Linked DNA regions of Homo sapiens: region 1 is linked to region 2. A link is an interaction called in ENCODE POLR2A ChIA-PET data of the cell type or tissue named here. Cell type or tissue: OCI-LY7. All regions are shown on one strand. Links, peaks and the distances in the headings refer to the core of each region. The heading gives the core; the rest is flanking DNA. Region 1 has its middle 28 kb from the start of SUSD1. Region 2 holds the start of RNF183 (ring finger protein 183).

Evidence for each region. Peaks named below come from ENCODE experiments on the same cell type or tissue, not always from the same donor. Only the 100,000 strongest peaks of a DNase experiment are listed, where the experiment ranks them.
Region 1: POLR2A ChIA-PET joins it to region 2 with 16 read pairs; 2 of 35 experiments call an interaction of 5 or more read pairs at or near these places.

The regions. Positions count from the first base shown.
Region 1 is chr9:112,198,156-112,207,447 of GRCh38, forward strand. No RefSeq gene overlaps it. Among named protein-coding and RNA genes, the nearest start is that of SUSD1, 28 kb to the left of the region's middle. In OCI-LY7, for the core only: no CTCF peak of the experiment used is centred there; no DNase peak of the experiment used is centred there.
Region 2 is chr9:113,294,095-113,303,386 of GRCh38, forward strand. It overlaps RNF183 (ring finger protein 183), which reads right to left and starts at 9,282. Exons shown (of 5, transcript NM_001371237.1): 1 at 8,962-9,282; 2 at 8,101-8,219; 3 at 7,578-7,657; 4 at 5,478-5,681; 5 at 2,999-4,127. The coding sequence starts at 4,090. The coding sequence ends at 3,512. In OCI-LY7, for the core only: no CTCF peak of the experiment used is centred there; a DNase peak (open chromatin) is centred at 5,087.

The sequences.
Region 1 (9,292 bases), core at 727-8,726, 1.1 Mb before region 2:
AACCTCTGCCTCCTGGGTTAAAGTGATTCTCCTGCCTCAGCCTCCTGAGTAGCTGGGACTACAGGTGAGCACCACCATGCCCAGCTAATTTTTGTATTTTTAGTAGAGACAGGGTTTCACCATGTTGGCCAGGATGGTCTCGATCTCTTGACCTCGTGATCCACCCACTTCAGCCTCCCAAAGTGCTGGGATTACAGGCATGAGCCACTGCACCTGGCCTAGGATCACACAGTTCTTAAGTGGTAGAGCTAGGATTTGAACCCAGGCAGTCTGGCTTCAGAAATCATGCTCTTGACCACTGCACTTTTCTGTCTTCCTCCAGTGGTTTAAAGCAGCACTTTCCAATAGACATATAAGGTCAGGCACAAATTTGAGAGTCATATAGACTTTTAAATTTTCTAGCAGCCACCTTTTTTAAAACAGGTGGAATTATTTTTAATAATACATTTTACTTAACCCAATATACTAAAGCATTGTCATTCCAGTGTGTAATCAATAGGAAAGGTTATTACCGATATATTTCACATTCTTTCTTTCGTACTAAGTCTTGGAACTCAGTGTTTATTTTACACTTACAGCACATCCGAATTTGGAGCAGCCACATTTCAAGTGCTCAGTAAGCCGTGTTAGACAAACCTATTAGACAGCACAGGTTAAAGCTCTTTTATGGCTCTCTACTGTGTACAAGATAGAGACTTGACACTTCCTGAACTGCCTGCCCTTTAAGGCCTGCCCTGATGTGGCTCCACCCCTGTTTTGGGCTTCATCTCATGTCATTCCTAGCATCACACTTTATGCTCCTTCAACTGGCAATACTTCAATGTGAGTCCTCTGCTCACACCACACTGTTTTTTTTTGTTTTGTTTTTTTTTTTTTAGACTGAGTCTTGCCCTATCATCCAGGCTGGAGTGCAGTGGTGGGATCTTGGCTTACTGCAACTTCTGCCTCCTGGGTTCAAGCGATTCTCCTGTCTCAGCCTCCCGAGTAGCTGGGATTACAGGAATGTGCCACCATGCCCGGCTAATTTTTGTATTTTTAGTAGAGACGGGGTTTCACCATGTTGCCCAGGCTGGTGTCGAACTCCTGACCTCAAGTGATCTGCCCACCTTGGCCTCCAAAGTGCTGGGATTATAGGCATGAGCCACTGTGCCTGGCCACCACGCTGCTTTTCATCTTGGCATTTTTGCTCATGATTTTCCCATTGTCTGAATGTCCTCCCTCTCATTCATCCAGCCTACTCCTACTTATTCTATGACACCCACTCAGGTTTCCCCTCCTCCAGGAAGCCTTCCTGATACCCCACACTGAAGTGGATACCCCTCCTATATATGCCCGTAACGCTTCATCCTAATCCACCCTGACATGGAGCTCATTTTATTATAACTATTTGTATATGTGTCCCTCCCTGATTAGACTGTGCACTCAAGAGCAGAGGATGTGCTTTGTTAATCTGTGCCCAGCACAGAATCTAACACATAACAGGCACCAGTAAATGTGTGTGCAATTAAACTGAACTCAACATACATGCTTTGGTATCCAGGATTGCTCGTCCAGGTAAAGCAGGTTCCTGAAATCGTGAGGACACTAGGCACAGGCCTCATGGAGGGGAAACATGGGTGCTACCAAGAAGTGAATTGTTTTGGTGTGTGTGTATATAGTGCCTGTATTGTCTCTATTAGACTCTTAAAATAAAAATACAATCTAAGTAAAAGCAATGAATGTTCTATGCAAAACCAGCATCAAAAGCTGTCTCTCCAAACCAGCGACACAACCTGTTGATAAGATAAGCTGAGTGTACTGCCCACTACAAATAGTTATAATAAAATGAGCTCCATGTTAGGATGGATTAGGATGAAGCTTTATGGGCATATGTGGGAGGCTTATCCACTTCAATGTGGGGTATCGAGAAGGCTTCCTAGAGGAGAGGAGACCTGAGCAGGTGTCATAGAATGAGTAGGAGGCAGTTGGATGAATGAGAAGAAGGACATTCAGACAATGAGAAAATCATGAGCGAAGAAGCCAAAATGAAAAGCAGCGTGGTGGCTGGGTGCTGTGGCACATGCCTGTGATCCCAGCACTTTGGGAGGCCGAGTTGGGCGGATCACGAGGTCAGGAGATTGAGACAATCCTGGCTAACACAGTGAAACCCCATCTCTACTAAAAATACAAAAAAAATTAGCCCGGCGTGGTGGCGGGCACCTGTAGTCCCAGCTACTTGGGAGGCTGAGGCAGGAGAATGGCATGAACCCGGGAGGTGGAGCTTGCAGTGAGCCGAGATCTTGTCACTGCACTCCAGCCTGGGTGACAGACTGAGACTCTGTCTCAGTAAAAAAAAAAAAAAAAAAAAAAAAAAGAAAAGCAGTGTGGTGTGATCAGAAGGCTTGCATTAAAGTACTGCCAGTTGAAGGAACATAAGAGTGTGATTCTGGGAATGACATGGAAAACCTACATACATTCCCAGCCTCCCCTGCAGCTGGCCATATAACACAGTCCTGGCCCATGAGCTGTAAGGAGGATCTTACACTTACATGGGGAGATGGGCAGACACAGCTGGCAGGGCCCTTTCCCCCTCTTTTTTGTCTAGAATGTGCATGAAATGCCAGAGCTGGGGCAGCCATCTGCAATCACGAGGGGACACGCCAAATGCTAAGGATAGTGAGGTGGTCAAATCCAAGAAAGCTAGCTCTTTGTTAGTACTGTGGAGCTGCCACACCCACTCTGGTCTTGCTACCAGGAAAATTTACGTAAATACAAATCTCTTTATTGCTTAAGCCACTGTTATTGGGTGTTGGTGACTTGCAGTGAGAAGCACTTCTGATTCACTGCTTCTATTTGCAGATTTTGTAGCCACTACTTCAGGCAGAAATGGAGATGGAAAAGCCATCCAAACTGAATAAGCCTAGGCAACAGTCGTCGCAAGGGAGCTGAATGTCTTGGTGTCACTACATAATTAGAATCATCAGATAAAAACGTGGGCTGGGAGGTGGCATTTACATTGGGAGAATCTCTGAAGCTTTGAGGACAGTGGGGGGTGGGCAAAAAAAGAAGAATATTTCTGAGTTTAGAATCATCTACATACAAGTTAGCTCTGGGTAACAGAAACGTTTGCCACTAAAGCAAAACCAAACCAATCTGATGGTTGTGGTCCTAGCCATGGGGTCTGCCTAGATCCCCCAGGGCTCCCAGATTCTAGGCCATGAAGATGATTTCAACCATTAGGATCTACTCTTTAACAGACAAAACTATCCAGGCCTTAACATCCAACAGTAGTCCAGGAAGGGAATTGGTAACAAGGCCTGGGCTAGGTGGATAGAAGACAGATCTGCATATTTGTAAATTCAGAGTCATTTATAAATTAAAAATTTGTAAAAAACAAAGAGGAGGCATCTATTTTCCCCAGAATATCCAGGGTTTTCTGGGCTTCATGGGCCATGGCCATTGCCCCTTCCTCATTCCATTGCCTCAAGTGCCCCATTTATGAATCCAACAAAAGACAGTTACTTTATTTTTTGTTATAAAAGTTATACATGGCTGGGCACAGTGGCTCAAGCCTACAATCCCAGCACTTTGGGAGTCCAAGCAGGCAGATTGCTTGAGCCCAGGAGTTGGAGACCAGCCTAGGCAACAAAGTGAGACCCTGACTCTACAAAAAAATGCAAAAATTAGCTGGGCATGGAGGTGTGCGACTATAGTCCCAGCTCCTCCTGGGACTGAGATGGGAGGATCACTTGAGCCTGGGAGGTTAAGACTGCAGTGGGCTGAGATTGTGCCACTATACACCAGCCTGGGCAAAAGAGTGAGACCCTGTTTCAAAAAAAAAATTATGTTATGGAAAAAATTGGAAAATGCAGGAAAGCACAAAAAAAAATCCATCATCTCACCATTCAGAGATAGCCGTTGTTAACATTCTCAAAAACATCTTCAAATCATTTAGGATGCTTCCAATTGTAAATAAATGGAAAACCCAACCCAAAATGGTTCAAACAATGGAACATTTTATTATATCATATTACAAAGAGTCAGTGATGGGCCATTCCAGGATTGGTTAATTCAGTAGTTCACCAAAGTCATCAAGGATCCGTCTTTCCATCTCCCTTCTCTGCCACCCTCAAGGTTTAAGACAGCTGTTGCAGTTCCAGACATTATATCAAGATGCAGTATTCACAGAAAGAGGACTGTTCATTTCTTTACCAGAAGATTCTCCCATATATCATGTGTCTACATCTAAACCAATCACTACTAAGGGGAAATTGACCTACAACATTTGGATTAGACTAATCAAATTTACCTTCTGAGTTAGGCATAGAGTCAACTTCTATGAGCATATGGCTGAGCCAAGGATAAGCATTCTGCCAGCAAGAGAGGACATAATATGGGTGTGGGATTGGAGATGGGAGAGGAATATTCAGGCAGTAACCAATAATGTCTATGATCTTTTTAGTCTATTTTTTATACTTATACACATACCTAGAAAAAGTTTAAATATAAAACCATGTATATACTGATGATGTTTTTTCAAGTAGCAATACACATGGCAAATATTTCTCCATTTCAAGAAATATTTTTCTATAACTTTTTTTTTTTTTTCTAGACAGGGTCTCACTCTGTTATCTAGGCTGGAGTGCAGTGGTGTAATCTCAGCTCACTGCACGCTCGACCTCCCAGGCTCAAGCAATCCTCCTACCTCAGCCTCCCAAGTAGCTGGGACTACAGGTGCGTGCCACCATGCCTGACTAATTTCGTGTATTTTTTGTAGAGAAGGGGTTTTGCCATGTTCTCCAGGCTGTTCTCAAACTCCTGGGCTCAAGCAATCCTCCCGCCCTGGCCTCCCATAGTGCTGGGATTACAGGCATGAACCACTGCACCCCGCCATCTTTTTTTTTTCTACTTTTATTTTAGATTCAGGGATACATGATACATATGAAGGTTTGTTATAACGGTATATTGCATGATGCTGAGGTTTGGGGTGCGATTGAACCTGTCACTGAGGTAGTGAGCATGGTACCCAATAGACAGTTTTTCAATTCTTCCCTCTTTGTTTCTCATAATTCCCAGTGTCTACTGTTCCCATCTTTATGTCCATTAGTACCTAATATTTAGCTCCCACTTATAAGTGAGAACATGCTGTATTTAGTTTTCTTCTGTGTTAATTCACTTAGGATAATGGCTTCCAGTTGCATCCATTTTACCGCAGAGGACATGATTTCATTTTTATGGATGTGTAGTGTTCCATGGTGTATATATTCCATATCTTCTTTATCCAATCCACAGTTAATGAACACCTAGGTTGATTCCATGATTTTTCTATTGTGTATAGTGCTGTGATGAACATGAGTGCCTGTGTCTTTTTGGTAGAACAATTTATTTTCCTTTGGATATATACCAAATAATGGGATTGCTGGGTCAAATGGTAGTTCTACTTTCAGTTCTTTGAGAAACCTCCAAACTGCTCTCCACAGTGGCTAATTTACCTTCCCACCAACAGTGTATAAGTGTTCCCTTTTCTCTGAAGCCTCACCAGCGTCTGTTATTTTTTGACTTTTTAATAGCCATTCTGACTCGTGTGAGATGGAATCTCATTGTGGTTTTGATTTGCATTCCTCTGATGATTAGTGATGTTGAGCATTTTTTCAAGTGTTTGTTGGATACTTCTATGTCTTTTAAGAAGTGTCTGTTCATGCCCTTCACCCACTTTTTAATGGGGTTTTTTGCTTGTTGAATTTTTAAATTTCCTAATAGATACTAGATATTACATATTTGTCAGATGGATAGTTTGCAAATATTTTCCCTCATTCTGTAAGTTGTCTGTTCACTCTTGATAGTTTCTTTTGCTGTGCAGAAGCTCTTTTAATTAGGTTCCCACTTGTCAATTTTTGTTTTTGTTGCAATTGCTTTTCAGCTTGATATCCAAAAGGGTGTTTCCTAGGTTTTCTTCTAGAATTTTCTTTGCTTTAGGTCTTACATTTAAGCTTTTAATCCATCTGGAGTTAATTTTTGTATACGGTAATATATAGGGATCCAGTATCATTCTACTGCATATGGATCAACAGTTATCCTAGCACCATCTATTGAATAGGGAACCCTTTCCCCTGTTTATTTTTGTCAACTTTGTTGAAGATCCTTTGGTAGTAGGTGTGTGGCTTTATTTCTGGGTTCTCTATTCTGTGCCATTGGCCTATGTGTCTGTTTTTGTACCATACTTTTTGGTTACTGTAGCCTTGTGGTATAGTTTGAAGTTGACTAAAATGATGCCTTCAGCTTTGTTCTCTGGCTATTCAGGCTTTTTTAGGTTCCATATGAATTTTAGAATAGTTTTTTCTAATTCCGTGGAAAATGATATTGGTAGTTTGATAGGAATAGCACTGAATCTGTACATTGCTTTGGGTAGTATGGATATTTTAATGATATTGATTCTTCCAATCCATGCACAGAGTGTTTTTCCACCTGTTTCTGTCGTCTGTGCTTTCTTTCAGCAGTGGTTTTTGTTTTGATTTTTTTTTGAGATGGGGTCTTGCTCTGTCACCCAGGCTACAGTGCAGTGGTGAAATCTCAGGTCACTGCAAGCTCCGCCTCCTGAGTTCAAGTGATTCTCCTGCCTCAGCCTCCTGAGTAGCTGGGATTAAGGCGTGCACCACCATGGCCCGCTAATTTTTGTATTTTTAGTAGAGACAGGGTTTCGCCATGTTGGCCAGGCTGGTCTCGAACTCCTGGCCTCAAGCGATCCACCTGCCTCGGTCTCCCAAAGTGCTAGGATTATACGCATGAGGCACTGTGCCTGGCCAAGTGTTTTTTATTTAGTTCTCCTTTTAGAGATCTTTCATCTCCTTGGCTAGATGTATTCCTAGGTATTTGTGTGTGTGTGTGTGTGTGTGTGTGTGTGTGTGTGTGTGTGTGTGTGTATTGTAAATAAGATTGCATTCTTGATTTGGCTCTCAGCTTCAACTTATTGGTGTTTAGAAATGCTACTGATTTTTCATACATTGATTTTGTACCCTGAAACTTTACTGAAGTCATTTATCAGACTTAGGAGCCTTTTGGCAGAATCTTTAGGGTTTTCTAAGTATGGAATCACATTATCTGTGAAGAGAGATAACTTTTTCTTTTCCTATTTGGATGCCTTTTCTTTCTTTCTCTTCCCTGATTTTGCTTCTGGCTAGTACTATGTTGAATAGGAGGGGTAAGAGTGGGCATCCTTGTCTTGTTTCAGTTAAGGGGAATGCTTCCAGCTTTTGCCTGTTCAGTATGATGTTGGCTGTGGGTTTGTCATAGATGGCTCTTATTATTTTGAGGTATGTTCCTTTGATGTCTAGTTTTTTGAGGGTTTTTGTCATGAAGGGATTTATATTATTAGGCTTCTTAGCTTTCCATTACAAAGACGTAATTATTCAGTTTCTTATTGCTGGATGAAATAGTTGCTGGACATTTAAAGTCATTTCCAATTTTCCATTATTGATACCAATGTGGTGATGAACATTTTTTGGCTTTTGATATACAGTTGGCCCTTCACATGTGTGGGTTCCACATCTGTGGATTAAATTAACTGCAGATCAAAAGTATCTGGGAAAAAAAATGGATGGCTGCAACTGTACTGAACATATACACACTTTTTTCCCTTGTGATTATTCCCTAAATAATACAGTACAACTACTACTTACATAGCATTTACATTGTATTAGGTATTATACGTAGTCTAGAGATGATTTAAAGTATATGAGAGTGTGGCTAATCAGCACCAAGCCCAGACTCTGGGCATTCCTTCTAGATGAGGCCCATGTTGGTAGACTTGCAACAAACTCACCAGGGTGCTGAGCTAGGCTACTTTATAACCTCATTTTTTTCCTCTGGATGTTTGTGTGTTTATTGCTTTGATGTATGAACTGTTAAAGAGATCCATTTAAAAAAAATCTGTGCTTGGCCAGGCATGGTGGCTCACGCCTTTAATCTCACAACTTTGGGAGGCTGAGGGGGGCAGATCACTTGAGGTCAGGAGTTCAAGACCAGCCTGGCCAACATAGTGAAACCCCATCTCTACTAAAAACACACACACATACACACACAAAAATTAGCTGGGCCTGGTAGCACATGCCTGTAGTCCCAGCTACTTAGGAGGCTGAGGTACAAGAATCACTTGAACCCGGGAGGCAGAGGTTACAGTGAGCCGAGATTGCGCCACTGCACTCCAGCCTGGGTGACAGAGTGAGACCCTGTCTCGAAAAAAAAAAAAATCTGTGCTTTAAAAGGAAAACCACCTTAAATGGAATCCTTTCTATTACATTCTGATATGCTACTATTACATTCATAATTTTGGAAGGTGAGAGAAATAAAGTATATGGGAGGATGTACGTAAGGTATATGCAAACACCACACCATTTTATATGAGGAGCTTGAACATGTGTGGATTTTCATACCCCAGGGGGTTCTGGAATCAAGACCCCATGGATACCAAGGTATGACTGAATATTACCAAGCTGCTTTCCAAAAAAATAGTACCAGTTTATACTTCTATCAATGGAGTGTGGCAATGTTTAGTTCACTTAATCCTTATCAGCATTTAAAAATATACCTTTTTAATTCATTACTCATTAGACAGATGTCATCATTCTTGAAGAAAGCATGTGGTTGCTCTATAGGGAGAGGCATTATTGGAAATTCAGCTTTGGCCCACACATGCTTTCTGATTCTGAAGGCAAATGAGTTCAAATCAGAACTGTAAGCCCCAGGTCTCTTTTTAGTGGGTTCTCAGAAAAGTAGGGATGCTGTCCTCTCTTCCCTGACCCCACCTATATGGATATGCATATGCATATGACTACAGGTCAGAGAAGACTCCTGCTTCCCCTGGAAGCTGAACAGAGGGGTTGTACAAGGCTTATAATTTTTCTTCCACTCTTCTTCCGTGGTTTTGTTTTAATCTAAATCAAGTTACAGTTACCTTGGCAAGCCATTTCTTTTGATTGGGTGATTTAATCTATTTACATTTAATACTATTCTTGATATACCATCAATTCTCATTATTCACAATTCCTTATTTGTGAATTTTTCCTACTTGCTAGAAGTTTGTAATTCCTAAATCAACACTTAAGGTGTTTTCATGGTCATTTGCAACATGCACACAGTGGCAAAAATATTTGAATTGCTCAACATATGTGTTCCCAGCTGAGGCTGAACAAGGTGACACACAAACCTCTTGTATCAGCTCTCATACTGTAAACAAGCGTCCTTCTTGTGGTCTACTTAGTGCCAGGTTTTTTGTATTTTTCTTGGTGATTTCACAGTTTACAAGAGCCCCCAAGAG
Region 2 (9,292 bases), core at 690-8,689:
AGCCTTTGACAGAACAAATACCTTGTGGGCTATTTCTTCACAGGAATTAAAACATCATTGTAAGAAAGTGGTTAAGAAGCACAAAGCCAGGTGTGGCATTTGTGAAAATGGCAAGATAAACAGCCACCGTTTCACAGAACACTTAGTCCCTACCTAGATGGTATACCAGGCACATTCAGATACCTTGTTTAATCCCCACAATCTTTTGAGTTTATTATTCCCTTTTTATGGACAAAACAGGCTCCAAAAACACTTGCTCAAGTTTAGCCAGCTAGCAAGTGATGGAGCTTGAATTTGAACTGTCATCTGACCATTGATGACCTTATGAAGGTTTCACAGGTTCCCCACACTGGCCAGACAAAAGGACCGGTACAGCCAGCATGGCCTGTTTCCTGTACGAAGTCTGAGCTTTTTAAGGACTCTCCACTTTGTATAATGCCCCCCACCCTTTTTTTTTTTTTTTTTTTTAAGAGATGGGATCTCAGCCGGGCGCAGTGGCTCACGCCTGTAATCCCAACACTTTGGTCAGGAGTTTGAGACCAGCCTGGCCAACATGGTGAAACCCCATCTCTACTAAATATACCAGAAATTAGTTGGGCGTAGTGGCAGGCACCTGTAATCCTAGCTACTCGGGAGGCTGAGACAGGAGAATCGCTTGAACCCGGGAGGGGGAGGTTGCACTTAGCCGGGATCGTGCCGTTGCACTCCAGCCTGGGTGACAAGAGTGAAACTCCATCTCAAAAAAAGATGAGATGAACTCCTAGGTTCAAATGATCATCCTGCTTCAGCCTCCTGAGTAACTGAGATACAGGCACGGGCCACCGTGCCCAGCTTGTATACTGCACTTTTGACAAGTCACTTCCATCTCTGAGCTCATGCCCATGTTAAAGTAACTCTCGCACATCCTGAACGGATGAGGAGCCTATTGTCAACAAGATAGCTATTTGCATTTTTGGTTAGATGATCTTTCATCCTGTGGAACTGGCAACATAAGCATTGCAGCAGGTGTTAGTATCCCAGACCTCTGAGCCCTAAATGTCAGCAGTGCAATTCACCCCCTCCACTGACTACAAAAGATGCTCCCATGCATTTCCAGATACATTCGAAGAGGATGGGACTGCCCCAAGCTAGAGCTACCGAATATGAAAACAGGAGACACCATGATGTTCAGGCAGCCCTCCCTCTCCATCAGCGGGTTCTAGGATTCAACCAACCATAGGTCGAAAATACACTACTGACCATATACAGACTTTTTTTCTTGTTATTATCCCCTACACAATACAGTATAGCAACTTCACATCGCATTTATATTGTATTAGGTATTGTAAGTAATCAACAGATGAATTAAAGTATAGAGGAGGATGTGTGTAGGTTATATGCAAACACTACATCATTTTATATCAGGGGCTTGAGCATCCTCGGATTCAGGTATCTTCAGGAGGTCCTGGGACCATTTCCCCCTGAATATCAAGGGATGACTGTATATCCTCACCTATCGGAAAAACCCTCAAACTTACATCTTGTCTTATTTGGGTGGTGTATCAACCACTCCAAGGATCTAAGTTCTTTTTTGACTGAAAAGACTCTACCACCTACTAGCTGGGTGGCCTTGAACAAGGTGGAGCCTCAGTTCCATCTGTAAACTGGGGATTAAGCTTGCTGAGGTTAGTAGGCCTAGTGCAGAGGCCAGTGTTCCTTCCTGGGCTTTTCTCAGTTTCTCCTGTCCTGAGCTGCCCTCGCCTGTCCGCTTAGCTCAGAGGACATGGTGAGATTATTGCCTAACTTATCTGCCACAAGTTTAAGGAGCAACACTGTGTAAAGAAATGAAGTCAATGGGGAAAGGTGGAGTCCCAGCTTTAGTGTAATTATCTTTGATGGCACAAATGGAGAGATAGTTGCTAGTCCCCTAAAGGAATATGTAGGCAGTTTTGCAACTTTGTAATGGAGACTTTTTCTTCATATTGGAGCTTAAACCGTTTGGTTTTTCTAAATGTGAAATATACGTATTGGATATTTTGGAGTATTTTGTACATTAAAACACCTGGGGGGAATCTAACATTATTTGGAGCAAATCAACCAACTCAAATTCTGGCCTCTGAACGCTTTTTCTGCTTATCAAAAAACCCCCAAAACCTCAAAATGTTATCCTTACATATTTGTGATGGTATCTTTTGTGTGTGATGGTATCGTTTTTTTTTTTTTCCTGAGACAGAGTTTCACTCTGCTGCCCAGGCTGGAGTGCAGTGGCGCAGTCTTGGCTCACTGCAACCTCTGTCTCCTGGGTTCAAGCAATTCTTCTGCCTCAGCCTCCTCAGTAGCTGGGATTACAGGCACGCGTCACCACGCCCAGCTAATCTTTGCTGGGGATTACAGGCGTGAGCCACCGCGCCCAGGCTGTGATGGTATCTTAACCACTTTAAAATTGTTTCAGAGCCTTGAGCCACCAGGCAAGGTTAAAACTGGGGAAACAGAAATCAGAGTTTTAGACACTGCAAGGTTGCAACTTACCAAGCAACAGCCTGAGCCCCCAAATTCTGTCTGATTGGTTCCTGGATTCTATCATGTAAAGTGAAAGCTAGGGTTCCCCCGCTGCCTCCCATGGCCTGGGATGGGAGTTAAACTTTTGCCTGTGTCCAGCGTTTCCATCTTCTTGAAGCTGGAATTATGGAGCTTGGGGGAAGGGAATCAGAACTCTACCCCATGTCCATTCTAATCAGGGCCTCTGTATCTGCCGGGAGGAAGAAAGACCTATTCCTCCAAATCCCAGACTTCCCCTAGTCCACTGATCTAACATCGTTCACCTTTAGATTTCACCTAACACTCCATGAACTACATGCTGGCAAGAGGTGGTCTCATAAAAGCAGCAGCTGAATGAGCACACCCCTTCCTGCTAGTGAGGGCCATCTGCCACCCCTGGATAATCCTACTCTTCTCTTCCCTCAGTTCTGGCACTCAGCACCAGCCCAGTAAATGGTCGTGGAATGAATAAGTGAATGAATTAATGAATACAGAACACTTTTACTGCAACCAGTGGCAAGACATTCAAAGAGAAACAAACACACATTTACCCACAGAATTGAAGCTCACTTCCCAATTTTTTTTTTTTTTTTAGCAACCCATAGTAAAAGAGCAACTCAAAAAAATATGCACTGATTTTGAAGCAGCTCCAGTGAGAAATGCAACTTGCTATTTGGGCTAGTCAGGTTCCTGGATACCACTGTGCAGCCCTTTGGCACAACTTGCTGTGGAGCTCTGTGGTCAGAACCGCTTCTCTGCCCTTCCATGACGCCACACTCACACCCGGAGGTCGCTCCACATCTCCCAGTCCTTCAAGCTTTTCGTTTTTTTGTTTTTTTTTAAAATTGTTCCCAGAAGCAAACACATGGCCTGAACAATCCCTGGATTGTAAAATAAACAACACTACAAAGGAAGACAATACCAAATGAGGCTCCGTAGTCACCATACCCAGCAGCAACCGAAAAAGGTTTGGTTTCTTGTCTGGGAACAGCACTCACCCCACACCCCAAAGGAACTGCTTGGTCCAAAAGATGGAGAATATGAGCAACAGAGTGACACTGAGGATGACGGCCATCAGGTAGGCAAAGATGCGGAACTGAGGGTTGCGGAAACACTCCCTCAAAGAGTGGTGGCTGGGGATGAGGATGGGCGTAGACACGGTGGCAGAGGCCGTGTCTGGGGGCGGCCCAGTCTGGCCCCCAGGCTGGGGGCCAAGGTCCAGCGTGTAGACTTGAGGCTGGCGCAGGAAGTAGCGGCTCTTGGGCTGGTCCTTGAGGCACAGCTGATGGCCTTCCAGGATGACATGGTGGGGCTCCAGGCGGAGCAGGGCGAGCATGGCAGTGTCCGTGGGCAAGTCAGTGACAGGCTGCCCTGAGGCCAGCACTGTGGGCTGGCGACAGAGTGGGCACAGCAGGCGGCGCCGGGCTGGAGTCACAAGGCTGAGGTGGGCCAGACATTCCACGCAGAAGGAGTGGCAGCAATCCAGCATTTTGGGGGTATGGAACGTGTTGTTGAAGGGGTTCCAGCAGACGGGGCACTCAGCCTCAAGCTCCCGGCCCTGCTGCTCAGCCATCCTCAGCCACACACGGGGAGGCTTCGCGGGAGACGTCCTGGCAGAAGGGGGAAAGGAGCAAAGGAACAGCCATGAAGTCCCATCCTTGTGCTTGGCCTGGGGCAAAGTGTTCTGTGGGTGTTGAAAGGTGTAATCACCACGTTTTACTTAGGTTCAAAAGCGTTTTGTTCTTGATCACCAGTTCCTAACCCATCGAGTTGAGTCAAATGCTCCTACAGCCTCCCCTCTGTCAAGGTGAAGGCCTGGGCCACCCCTACCAAGAGCCCCCAAGAGAGCCGGCATTGGAGCAGATGTCGCCCTGGGCTTTGGAGCTGGACGCAAATGCTCCTTATGGTCATTGTCTGTGCCCTTGGCTGCCCTGAATCCAGGGAGCTGGGGGTAAGCTGCAGTCTGCGGGTTTTGCTACAGGACAAATGTTTCCTTCCCTGCTACCTCAAATCCCTGACTAGCGCAGAGATGGGTTTTGTGAATTCCCTGGTCTGTCCCTCCTATGGGGACAAATGCCAGCCCTCTTTCCCTCCTCCCCTTGAGCTAGAGGGCCAACCCTCCACATCCTACTCACCCAGTCCTTGGCCTGGCAAGGAAGCCCCTGGAAAGGCCTTTCTCCTTACCTGGAAGCCTTGCAGAAGCTTCCCTGCCCCAGTCCCCAGATCAGCCCTTCCAGAGCCTCTTCCCCTTCCAGAGCCTCTTCCCCTTCCAGAGCCTCTTCCCCATCCTCTGCCTACCCTGGCTCCTCCTCCCTCCCTTTGTCCTGGGAAACCTTCAGGGCACGCACCTGGGCTTCTGTGGGCTCCAGGGTGGTCAGGCAGACTACTCTGGAGGGCCTGAGGCTCCAGTTGCTCCCTCCCCTGAATCGGCAAAGCTTTGGGAGACTGCCTTCTTGCCACCAACCCAGGGGCCTGTCTCCATGGCAGCATGCACGCAGCACCTGGGGCTGCCAGGTGGCCCAGTCGGCAGCCTCTTGAGCACACCTGCTTGGAGCCAAGGCCAGAGAGCTTCCTGGGGGGTGGGGTGGGGAGGAAGATGGGGGACCTGAGTTCCCCCCAGGGCATGGCAACTAATTGAACCTGGAAGCCAAGCACCTGTGAGATTGTGGGCAGTCCCTTCAACACCTGGAGTCCCTGGTCTGGAAAGGTAGGGTGGCAATTTCGTCTTTGTAGATGTGAAGAGGGTAACTGAGTCTTCTGGGCTTCCTCTCTCTGGGGCCCTCATTTCTCTTCGAAAGTGGCTGGAACCTCCTCCTTGCACAAAGGGGCTGCCTGCTCAGCACTTTGGTTGCTGTGAAAGTCACCTACTTCGAAGCTTAAGAGCTCCGACTATCAGATTCAGTCCAGTCACCCGCTGATCTTTTAATGTGCCTAAGTAACTGCAATCAGCGTGTACAAACCTCGCTGCCTTCTGCTTTGTTCTTAGCACACAGCTGGTCAGCCTTCTGAGATCTTAGAGCTGGCCATCCCACCAACCTTAGGGAGTTAAAGCGGGGAGTTGGAGGGAGGCGCACTCCAGCCCAGCTTCTCCGTTTCAACCAGAAATACTTGGCTTTTCTCTGTTTCTCATATGGGTCATTCGAATAATTTGAAGAGTTGATCTGCTGGGGAAAAGAAAAAGTTTAAAAACCAATTCTCCATCTGAACTACTCACTTTGCAGATGAGAGACAAGAAGTGACTCACCCAAAGTCACCCAGCTAGTTAATGGTGACATGGGACCCATGTCTTCAGACTCATGGTTTTCGTAAAGACAGAAGGCTGCATCCATGCCGTCCCCCTACTCAGTGCGTGTTACTAGCTAGATAATAAGTGTTTGCATGTGATCAGGAATCCTTCACGGCCAGAAGACTCATGGTAGAAATCCAGGAACTGTGGAAGAGGGGATCTGGGGGAAGGGAGTCTCCCTAGAGCCCCTGATATGACATCATCTACCCCGACTGAGCCGATGTCTGAAGCAAAACCTGCTTATACTCTCGGACCTGTGGCTTCCTGGTTTTCTTCTAGACCTCTGGCACTGCTCCAAACAGGGAAGGAGGAAATGAAGATATGCAGAGGGAGATGGAGCCCTAAGCGAAACTAGGGTAGTTTAGCAGGGCTCTGCACCAGTGCTTTATTCTGCAGTCCATTCATCCACTCGGACATTATTGAGTGCTTACTCTAGCCCAGGTGCTGTGCAAGGTATTATGGTGAACAAAATAGACATTGTCTTTGACCTCATGACATTTAGAGTGTAGTGAGGCAAAAAGACATTTAATGAATAATGGGCAATAAATAAATACACAATTTTAATGGTTGTTAATAAAGGGCAAAAAGGAAAATGGGCTTCGGGTGCTTGGTGGCTGCTCCCAATGAGACCACCAGAGAAGGTTTCTGCAAAGAGATGACAGAAGAGCTGAGACCAAAGTATATAGGAATCCAGCCACGCACAGTGGAGGAAGAGCGTTGCAGGCCCAGGGAACAGCATGTGTGGCCCCGAGGTGAGAAAAGCTCTTCCAATTTGAGAAAGTGAAAGGAGCCCAGGGTGATCAAGGTGTGGTGACCGGAGTAGGCAAGGTGGGAGGGTATAGTACTCGGGACCTGTGAACTCAGGAGCTCATCTGGATTTTATTCCAGGGGTGAGCGGTAGGGTAAGGTACCTGATCCTATTTCCATTTTTAAAACACCATTCTAGCTGCAGAGCAGAGGACAGGCTGAGAGGGATAAGATCGGGAAGGGAACACCCGTTCGGGCTGCAGCAGTGTGGCTCAGGCGTGTGATGGTGGTGCAGGTTAGGCAGTGGCAGAGGAGATAAAAGGGGATGGGATAAGTGATATCTTTGGGGACAGAATCAAAGCCACTTCCCAAGAAGCAGTGGAGTTCTAGGGATCCAGTTGTAGTTTCTGTCAAGGTTCATGATGCCAGATCCATGGCTATTTAGGGCTGTGATTCCAGTTGAATTGCTTGACCTCTCTGTGCCTCTATTTCTCCTTGTGCAAAGGAAGCCAAAACTAGTAAAGCTTTTAGTTAGAGCCCAGCACCCAGTAAAGACCACAAAGCAATGCATGACCTAAAAATGGGACTATGTTCTCAGAAACACATCGTTGTATGAACAGCACAGAGAGTATTTACACAAACCTAGATGGTAGAGCCTGCTACATGCCTAGGCTATACGGTCTAGCCTGTTGCTCCTAGGCTACAAACCCATACAGCTTATTATGTTCTGAACACTGTAGGCAATTGTAACACAATGATAATTGCGTGTGTCTTTCAACATAAACTTAGAAAAGGCAAGGTAAATATATGGTATTATAATCTTAGGTGGCCACCATCACATATGTAATTCACTGTTGATCAAAACATTGTTATGGATATATGAGGCAGTTGAAATTATTAATGCAAATGGATTTGAGAGAAAGGAAGGGTCAAGGTTGATTTCAAAGCCGTGACAAAGTCCTCTGCATCAAGCTTTGAGAAGCCCCTGAATCCCAGAGTGTGTTAGAAGCAGATCTTTAATACTTACCAGAGGCCGTAAACTGTATGTAACCTTGACTCATCATTTCCCCCACTGGGAATCGATTCCACGGAAACCATCAAGGACTTCTGCAAAGATGTGAGTAAAGAGATGCCCATCCAGGCGCTGGTTTAACGGTGACGTATGGAGAACTACGTCATCATCCAGTAATAGGACATTGATTAAGTAGATTCTGCTCCATCCATAGGAAGAGATATTATGCAGCCTTTAATATGATGTGGTAAAACTATTAATATGGATATATACCTAGGATATAATGTCATTAAGCGAAAAAGAACCAGCAACAAAACCATATTACCATATAATCCAATTTCCAAAAGTGTGTGTGCAATGGAAAAAATGTCTGGAGAGATAAACAACCAGATATTAGCAGTGGTTATCTCTGGGGGCAAGATTATAAGTTTTTTTTTTTTTTTTAATTCTCTTACCTGAAAATTCTAACTTTACTCCATCCAGTAAGCTTGTATTACTACACGTCAAGATCTCCTGTTTCCCCCCAAATCAGACCTACCTTCTCTGAAGTTCCATGGCCAGAACTGTAAAAGGCTGTCCAAGAGGAGGAAGCATCATTATTGCCTGGATCTTTATCTGTGCTGCTCTCCCAGGGATCCACTGCTGTTTCAGGATCAGCTGGGGAGAGATTCTGGCCATGTATCACCTCCACCCCAAGCCAGGACATCTCAGCTACAGTAAATCCTAAACACCGCCCCAAAGTCATCTCCTTGGTCTATGAACAAGTCATCGCCAAATATCAATTGTCCCCAGCATCACTCCATTGTTTTCAACCAAGAACTGGCATTTCCATAGCACTTCACAGTTTACAAAGGGCCCTGGCCCTTGCTAAGATCTAAGTGTGGTGATCCATCTAGATAGGTTACTAGCCTTTTGGGATTTTTTGTTGTTGTTTGCAGAAAGCCATTTGATACTCTAAAACCACCCTGTGAGAGAGGCTGAATGGGGAGTAGAAAGGTGCCGGCTTTGGAACCAGATTTGGAACAATTTGTCTTGGACAAATGGCTTAACCTCTCTGAACTTCATTTTCCTCTGTAAAAAAGGCTAATCATCCCACTCCTACAAGGTTGCTCTGGGGAAGGAATAGTCTATACGGTGCCCAGTAGAATACGGAAGGCGCTCAATACAGAGTTAGCATGATTATTTTTAGACCCATTTTCTAGATGGGGAAGCCAAGGCTCAGAAGGGTGAGGCAACTTGCCGAAGTCTTCCCAGCTAAAGAGTGGCTGAGTTTGAAAGATGAACCCAGTAGCCTGCCCTCCCAGGCCAGAGTTCACCTGTCGCGCGCTGCACGGCTGCTGCCTCTCTGGACTCTGGAGCCCTGTGACCCGTCCCTCCGCGACCCTCTCTGTCTCCTTACCTGCTCCCTCGGAGCCGCCTCCTCCGCCTCCGTTCGTGCAGCCCTGCACGCATGTGCTTTGTTTTCTGACTTCCCAGGCCCGATTTCCAGGTAGCGTGGGTGGGTCTTATTTGCATAGGTCTTAGCAGCGTTTGGCCAGCTCTCGCTGTTTCAGGTTTTCTTCTTCCTTCTGGTGACTTTGGACCTCCTGTACACCCTGGAAGCTTTGGTTGCTTTGTCTTTCTCCTGTGAGTCACTCTGGCTTTTTCTCTGAGGGGATCAAGTGCGCTCATCCTTGCAGGCCTCTGTTCTGGGTCCGATTGATCTCCTGCCATCCCCTCGGATTCCACTG